Linked DNA regions of Homo sapiens: region 2 is linked to region 1. A link is an interaction called in ENCODE POLR2A ChIA-PET data of the cell type or tissue named here. Cell type or tissue: B cell. All regions are shown on one strand. Links, peaks and the distances in the headings refer to the core of each region. The heading gives the core; the rest is flanking DNA. Region 1 overlaps FAM98A (family with sequence similarity 98 member A). Region 2 overlaps RASGRP3 (RAS guanyl releasing protein 3).

Region 1 (4,401 bases), core at 263-4,262:
GTGTTGCTTTAGATACTGATATTGCTGCTGGTAGTTCTTACATATTCATTTAATATTCTTCATATTGTACAATTTCTGTAACTGATTCAATAGCAGTATACTCAGCTGATTCTTCCTTTATAGCATTGCTTATCCTTTACCAATATTTGGCACTTAGAATATGTTATCTACATAGGAAGATAATAGCTGTGTGGAATGCTTACTAATGACCCTGAATAGCTAATTCTTCCAAAGAGCTCAGAGTTTGGCCTTTTTAGCACTGATACTTATACAAACCACTTGAATGTAAGTATAAAATGCCTTTCACACTTTTCTGTTTCTTAAGCAGACTTCAGTGAACATTATTTTGGACTCAGGGTCATAATTCTAGACTTTATTTTAATCTGCTATCATCACCTCAAATGCTTTTCAAGAATATACCACTATTTGCTCTTCAATTAAATGACTAAATCATCTAGAGGTCACTCACTTTTTATATTCTTCATACATACATATATACACACTGTTTCCCTCTTTATCTTTGCTTCTGCCGATTCTCCCTTTCTAAAATATTCTCCCCAGTTTGTAACCTCTCTTTCATTCTAGCATTTACCTACATGTACTCATTTTTGACTTGGTCTATGTAAATATTTCTCATCTTTTGAAGTATCAGTTGTCACATCTGGATGCTATAATTTTACTTTTCCAGCACCCTTACCTCACTAACTTGAATCTTTTATCACATTGTATTTTAGGGGGGAAAACAAACCAGCCTCATTAGAATTGTTGGAAAAATAGAATAGCCTTTGAGTGAGAGGCTGAAAAGCTCTCATGTATCAGATTAAGGACTCTGTTTGGCTCTTCATTGGCCTTTTATGGTTCTCAGAGTGTTGCCCTTACGTAAATTAAGTAAGATGTCTGAGTTCCTAATAGATGAAGAACTATTCATCTTTTATTTTTGCATATACTCTTTATTCCTAACTAGATTATCGGAAGAGGTCATCTTTTTGATGTTTTAAAAAATGTTATCTTCAGTGCCTTTCCCAGTGCTTTGAACATACTGATTACGATTAAAGTTTTTTCATGATAATTATATTGGTAACCTAATTTTGTGAATACCTGAACTATGTTATCCCAAATTTACAGAACCAATATATTAAATCATATAGTATATGATTTTCTAGAACAAGAGTTGGCAAACTTTTTCTAAAAGGGCCAGATAGTAAATATTTTTGGCTTTGTGGCCCTAAGTTCTCTGTCACAACTACATACCTTTGCTGTTACAGCATGAAAGCAGCCATAGACAATATATAAATGAGTGAGTGTGGCAGTGTCCTAATGAAACCTTATGTACAAAAACAGTGGTTGTTGTCTTAACAGTGGGGTTTTACTGTTTTGACGTTTTAACTCATAAATACAGTTTGCTGTATGGAACATGTTAAGATTTTACAGTGTCAAATCCATTTAGAATGACCTTTCCAGAAACTTAGCTGTATTTATTGTTTTAGAACAGGAGTTGGCAGCCTTTCAGAAATGATTTGCCAAAATTATGGCCTCTGTCCTTCTAGCATTACATTTTGGGTATAGGAAATTTGATACACAAGTTGACTTTTTTCTACTTCTAATAGGACCTGAGGGCCTTGAAAATATCTTTTCCCAAAACTGGTTTTGTTATATTGTCAGAAGAATCTCACTTTGTCACATAACCAGAAATCCTAAGATTCAAATGATTCTTAATCATCTTTTATAAAAATTGAAATGTCCTTGGGAATGTTAAAGGAATGAGATTGAATATTTATACCTTCAACTGAATTACCTGAAACAGATTGCAGCCCCCATTATACCAGGCTGAAATCAGCACACAAGGGGATGATACTGACACAAAGGGAACCATGCCAAAAAGTGCTTTGAAGGTTTTATGGTTGTTTTGAAGGGAATGGGGTGAGGAAAGTAGGGGGAAGGGAGTCCTGAGAAGAATATAGATGAAAGAGGGCTCTCTTTGATTAGCCAGAGGGCAACATAAGATTTGGAGACCATGGGAAAGGAGCTCTGGGGTGCCTTCCTGCTTCTCCTGTGAGTTAAGCTTTGACTTCTTATAAATGTTGTTTCACACCTCTTCTGGACAGGCTCCTAATTAATGGGAGACAAGAGAGCAAGGTAGTTGTGTCATTGATGCTCACAAGTAGTGAGAAGTTAAAAAAAAAAAATTAATTGTCATTAAAAATTGGTCACCTGCCTTCTTTTGCAAAATTTTTAACAGATGCCAACCCCTGTTCTGGAGGTTCCTTAATACCAGAATTCAAGATTCCAAATTTTTAGATGTTACTTACCTCGATCCTTCGGTTTCAAAGAGAATCGCTTATTTTAAAATTAACATTTAAACATTATATATCGCTTAAATAACTGAATTACATAACCAGTTTATTTCTTATTTCATTTGCAGGTAAAAGTAGTTTTTCTTTCTTGTTTTTATCCATTCTTGCAGCTTTAACAGTTACATATCAATAGGTCTATATAGTTGTGACTCCAGACTTATGACTATAACTATAGCTGTATCTCATTTTGAAATCTTATTTTGTTTACTTCAGCATACCTCATCTCAGAACTAGAAGCTGCCAGAATGCTCTGTGTGAATGCTCCTCCAAAAAAAGCTCAAGAAGGAGGCGGTAGTGAGGTCTTTCAAGAGTTGAAAGGCATATGTATTGCTCTAGGAATGTCCAAACCTCCAGCCAATATAACTATGTTCCAATTCTTCAGCGGGATTGAAAAAAAAGTAAGACCTTTAGTACCAAATTGTAGTGTATTAAAGGCATAGTCCTACATTTGTTTGAAATGAAGCAATTAATTTAATTTCTCTTAATGGGAACCTAATGTGCATATATTATTAAGTAATTGTTACGAAATGAGTTTTGGGTTTTAAATCCTAGATGCCTTAAAGATAAATTAGTATTTTAGTATTTTCCTAAAAACATGTTAGCATGTTTCTTTTTCAAAAAGGAAACTTTACACTGGTTTGTAAGCTAAAGTAAGCTAGATATAATGTAAAAAGGATTAAGATTTCAGTCCTTTTAAAAATTATTTTATCATTGAACTTTGATACAGTCAATTTAAGTTCTTTATCACTAAATGTTACCACCCTCCTCCCCATTGACTGGACAGAAAGGATATTAATATTTTTGTTTTTTAATCCAGTCACTTCAAACCTCATGCTTCAATTGACAAAATAGATTTGTTGACTGCTAACATAATCTAGTATGTGAAAAGAAATTAGAATTATTTTTATACCACACATTATCAGTTAAGATTTTCTATATAATTAATTAGGAACAAGCAATTTTAACAAAAATGAGTAGAAGAGAACGGTATTTGTTAAAGCACAGTTATTCCCTATACGCTTATCTGCTGGACTCTTAAGAATTGGTACATTTGCATTGTGGGGTAGACCAGCACCATGATGCACAAATTTGGCTGAACTCTACAGGGGAGCAGCAGTGTATCCATAGTCCATATTTTCCTGTGTGTTCATTCATCCATTCAGCAAATGTTCATTGAGTGCCTACTGTTGTCAGGCACTGTTCTAGGTGCAATGAAGGACTTCTGTAGGCGTGAGGAGTGGGACCAGTGAGTGTCTTTATCTTGTGGGTCTTTTACATTTGCATTTCAAAACATCCTCCACCTTTGCCTCTGTCAGGAATCTTCTTTTGATGGCAAGATATGATGGGAATTGGGAAGATGAGGATGTTTTACTTTTAGAGTTTTTATTCATTTATTTATGTTTTTGTGTCAGTTAAAGGAAACATTAGCAAAAGTTCCACCTAATCATGTGGGAAAGCCTTTACTGAAGAAGCCAATGGGACCAGCCCACTGGGTGAGTAGTAATCATCTTGAGTAAACTTTGTAAAGAACTATAGAGTTTATGATTTTCATGTCAACACTTACATTTTGTGCTTTTTAAATTATGTTTTCTTATACATAGTTTTCTAGTTGAACACCCTTAGAATCATTTTGTGAATCTCAGGATTTCTGCAGAATATTTTTATTTGTGTAAGATTAGAAGCACTTTTCTCATACTTTGTAAATATTTCACACAGCTGATAAAAGTAAACTGAAATTAAGTATGGTGCATGTTTCTCGTTGCCAAATGGATTGCCTTCAAGCCAAAAACTTCACTGGGCTGAGCTTCACACAGTAAATTATGGGAAAGATAAATAAGAATTGTGTACTTCACATACTCTTCATTATGTTTTGTGAATCAGCTTTTTGTCACCTATCATTTCATTAATTGTTAGTATATTATATGGAATAAGAACTTTTGACTGTTAAATGGCCGGGATCTCAGTTATGAATGACACAGACGTAGTTTTTGCCCTTTTGGGACAGAGAATCAAGCAGATTTAAACTCTAACTAGTCTTTTTAATTTT
Region 2 (4,401 bases), core at 110-4,109, 58 kb after region 1:
TTCCTTTAAAAATGAAGTTGGTGTCATAAAATTTCATTTTCAAATCATTCATTCAACAAATATTTATCAGTAATCTACTATGTGTCAGGGATTGTTCTAGTCACTGTTCTAGCAGCTGCTTGAATATAACATTTAAATTAAGGACTTCATAATCAGGTCACGTTTCTTTTACCTGCACTTTGTCACAAAGTTTTTTTTCTAAACAAAATAAAACCGACTTAACTGTAAAATCTCCCCAGTATCATTTCAAGATCATGACAATCCTGCTTACAAAGAAGAGACATCGTATTCACCTTCCCCTGAACAGTAATCACTCCCACCTCCCAGGCTCTGCCTTTTTACAGGAAAGGAAACATCCGCATGTCACAAACAAATGCCTTTGGGAGCCATACCATTATATAAAAGAGCCAAGTAGGATGCGTAAAAGGTACATTTTGATAGAAACGTCTTATTTGGAAAACAGAGTCTTTGCAGATGTAATTTATTTAGGGATCTTTCCCCTTAGCGCCACAATAAAAAAAAATGTGTGATGATAAGTGGGACCTGACACCACTCTCTGTTAGGGAAGTCACAGGGAGAGGTGCGGTTTGTGATGAACATCACTGCTCAGTGATGACAAATTGCTGTCAGCCTAACGTTGGACCTTGAGTTGCCAAGTCTTCTGATTTGTTAAGAGAAGCCAGAAATCTGGAGTTTTAGATAAACTATCCCAATTTTCAAACACTGGGAACTAACAACGACAAAAGTTTAGGATTCCGTATGGGCCAAATAAAATACATCAGCCGTGGGCAGTTGCCTACTATTTTGTAATTCCCACAACAGACAACTGTGCCAGGCTCTAAGCCTCATGAAAGTGGGCAGCACATCTGTCTTTTGCACCTCTGTACCCTGAGTCCCAGCTTGAAGCCTCGCACTGTGAAGGTTACATAAATAAAGAGAGAAAACCAAGTGACTCCTTCCTTCTGAATTCCCTGTTATCAGGAGTTAGTGCAGACTTGGAGGAGCATGTTCCCTTCCTCCTGACTCAGCTTCCAAGTCCTGTGATGACTGGCACCAGCATCTGCTGGAGATGAGATGACAGAAGCACTACCACAGCCAACCAAGAATCCAAATAAGCCACACAGTAAGGCAAGGAGATGCTCTCTCAAGAGAACCAGAACACCCTTGGGTATTTCCATGTGTCAAATGGATAACTGGCTCAGCGATGGAAATGTTTTGGTAGTCTCCAAATACTCACTCTCTGCTTATTAGTAGTGTGAGCCTGGGCATGCAGTTAACCTTCCTGAGTCTCAGTCTCCTGATCTGTGAAATGGGAATCATAAATAATAGCTGCCTCCAAGAACGATGGTGAAGATGAAATGAGCTAATGGGTGTCTGACTAAGGTTTGTTTAGAAGGTCACAAATGCAGGGTTTGGCTTCCAGTCAATGCACGAGTCAAATGCCACTGTGCTTATCCGTGAATGTAAAGCTGCCCTCGGGGTTACTCCTAGCATCTCTTCTTTCCCAGTCACGATTCTACTTCCTCTCTCAGATCTCCTCTGGGCTTTACGGACCTGCCCAAAGGGTGATCTGTTCTACTTTCTGCACAACGTTTTTATAATATGGGCTGCTCATCAATGGAATTTCAAGAACATTTGCTCTTGTCAAACATATTTTGAGCCTGGCTGTTTTTTTCTGACAAATGTTCTTATCCACTGTTTCAAGTTGTTGCATTTACCAACCTATCCTTTCAGCAAAGTTGGTTGCAGATTCAGTCTTCATTAGGATCTACATTGGCTTGACTGTTTATCATAAAATAAAACACACCTGGACATCAGACTGCCTCTACTCACCATTTTTGAAACTCTTCTTATTCTTCTTCTTCTTTTTTAAAAATGAGACTAAAATTAAAAATACAGGGGCTTTCCAGTTATTTGCATGTACTCAAAATGGTAAAAGTAACTGATAGGGCTAAAAATACCATGAAAAGATTCAAACTATTTCATACCCCACGCAACAGAAACATCAGCTTTTAAAACTCCTGGTTACGTGAATTGGGATGTAAGGCAAATGTCCTCTCCAGATATTCCCTGAAAGGAAGGAACAATACAAATCCCAACAGTTTGGTGGCGTGGTCCTCCTTCCCTCAACAGGCCTGGTGCCGTATTCAAGGGGCCAAGGATACAATGACAAAAATGACAAACATAGCCCCCACCCTCACAGATTTTGTCCTGTAATTACTTCCTTTACTGCACATCATGAAGAGGAGGAGAGAGCAGTATTAATTAATTTTTACAGATGTGAAATAAATGAGATGTCAGCAGTGTGCCCACATGAGAGAGCAAATGTCCATTTGAGGGGAACCCGGCCCAGGCTGGGATGCAGAAGTTTGCTCCCTGTCCTTTGTAAATCTCAGTTTCTTCTTTAGTTTAAAAAAAAAAAAAAAAAAAAAAAAGGAAGGGGCAGGGGTGATGTTACACTCACAGCCCTGCCCAGGCTGCATTGCAGGGTATGTGTGAGAATTTACTGAGGAAACGTATGTGAAAAGTGCTGTGAAAACTGTAATTAACTATTACAGAAAGTTAAAGCACTGCCCTACAGCCTACCACACGGAGTAGGCATTTCATAATTGTTGATGAACATAAGGGTTCTCTTTTTCTGTCCTCCAGGGCTGTCCATCATATACAGGCGACCTCAGCTGGAGCCATGTTTAGATGAAAACAATCACTTCAGGAGAAAATTTAGAGTCCTGAGGCAAAATGAATCACCCCTTCCAATGCTGGCATGTGGATGCCTTCGCATGCATTGGGGCAGCTGTGGTCAGCCATATGGGTCTAATCCAGATATGTGTGTGCTTCCTAAAATGGCCGCTGGGCTCTAGTGACCACAAGATGGAAGCCTCCTCAGTCCTCATGTTGAGGAGATTAATCCTCAGGAGTCAGGAAGAAGGAATGTATACTGCTATGCACTAAACTTTCTTCTTGGCTGTGGGGACAGAGAAAGGATCTTGACTGGAAGTTTGGTGACTCATACACAGGATTGTGCTATCGTGATGAGCTATTGGGCTGGTACTACAGAATCAAGTTGACTCTTGGTTCCTTATTCTTAAGGCTCCACTGGTTCTTACATCTAGAATCCTAGAAGTTTAGAGCTGGAAAAGACCTCACAAATGAGCATAAAACCCTTGTTTAAAAAAAGCCAAAGTCAAGGCTGTTAGCAAGGAGACAAAACCAAGCAACTGCTGAGGGAAGGCTGAAAGCAAGGTCTCACATCTAGGATTTTGCCACTACACTATGCTACCCAACACTGCAGTTACTAAATACAGTGCTTGATGGCTTCTAAGTTTTCCTTCAATATGAGACAGAGAGAGAAAGATTCCTCCCCAGCAAAAAGGAATTTTTTTCTTAGCCTTTATTTCTAGAGTTCAGATTTTTTTCATTTGTACTCCTGAATTTTTTTTTTTTTGAGATGGAGTCTCGCTCTGTCGCCCAGTGCAGTGGCACCATCTCGGCTCGCTGCAAGCTCCACCTCCCGGATTCACGCCATTCTTCTGCCTCAGCCTCCCAAATAGCTGGGACTACAGGCACCTGCCACCACGCCAAGCTAATTTTTTTGTATTTTTAGTAGAGATGGCGTTTCACCGTGTTAGCCAGGATGGTCTCGATCTCCTGACCTTGTGATCTGCCCGCCTTGGCCTCCCAAAGTGCTGGAATTACAGGCTTGAGCCACCACGCCCAGCCAGTACTCCTGAAATTTTATTGAAAATCCTTCAATATTCCTCTAAATATTTCTTTGTCATAACATTGCTTGTTTCATTTATAACTCAAATTAATTTCCCTACCCCATTATTATCTTTTAGCTCTATGAGAAATTGCCCAAGGGTAGGCACCTGCTCTCTGAAGTTATGCTTGACATCGTGGACAGCTTGGACACAGACACTGGAAGCCTAGGCTCCACATGGAGACTGGTCTGCAGACATCACCTGTGGCTGTAGGTCTGCAGTCTGACTGGGGCTGCAACTCTGATCACTTATTCATGGAAACAGATTTACATGGCAAATCATTAATAAATGCAGGTGCTTGGATTATTGTGAGTTGCGTTCCCTGCCCCCAGTAGAGAAAGTCTGTATATTTACTATTTGTCACAAAAACTCAACTTTAAGAGATCTGTGTTTCTGTGTGTTGGCCACTTCTGCTTTATTTGAAGGGTATAGCTGCATTATTGCCTACACTTAGGGGTTTATTCTTTGGTAAACAATTACATGGTCTAGGAACAGTTTGTGAGAAGGGCGAGAAACCACACTCCTATTCCAATGCAGCAGACCTAGGGGATTTAGGCTCTCAGAAATTAAGAGGAGTTATTGGTTTCATTTTCCACAGCCATACAAGGAAAACAGTTAATTCAGTATTGCAGCTGAGTTT

What was found. ChIA-PET counts read pairs that join two places held together with the same protein. Peaks named below come from ENCODE experiments on the same cell type or tissue, not always from the same donor. Only the 100,000 strongest peaks of a DNase experiment are listed, where the experiment ranks them.
Region 2: POLR2A ChIA-PET joins it to region 1 with 7 read pairs; 7 of 35 experiments call an interaction of 5 or more read pairs at or near these places.

What each region holds. Positions count from the first base shown.
Region 1 is chr2:33,586,686-33,591,086 of GRCh38, reverse strand. FAM98A (family with sequence similarity 98 member A) reads left to right here. Exons shown (of 8, transcript NM_015475.5): 4 at 2,568-2,752; 5 at 3,767-3,847. Among named protein-coding and RNA genes, the nearest start is that of FAM98A, 10 kb to the left of the region's middle. In B cell, for the core only: no CTCF peak of the experiment used is centred there; no DNase peak of the experiment used is centred there; H3K27ac peaks cover 505 bases.
Region 2 is chr2:33,528,532-33,532,932 of GRCh38, reverse strand. The region is part of intron 10 of RASGRP3 (RAS guanyl releasing protein 3); the gene reads right to left. Among named protein-coding and RNA genes, the nearest start is that of RASGRP3-AS1, 39 kb to the left of the region's middle. RefSeq lists silencers at 2,004-2,083, 2,094-2,213. In B cell, for the core only: no CTCF peak of the experiment used is centred there; DNase peaks (open chromatin) are centred at 1,101, 2,022 and 2,902; H3K4me3 peaks cover 2,400 bases; H3K27ac peaks cover 4,000 bases.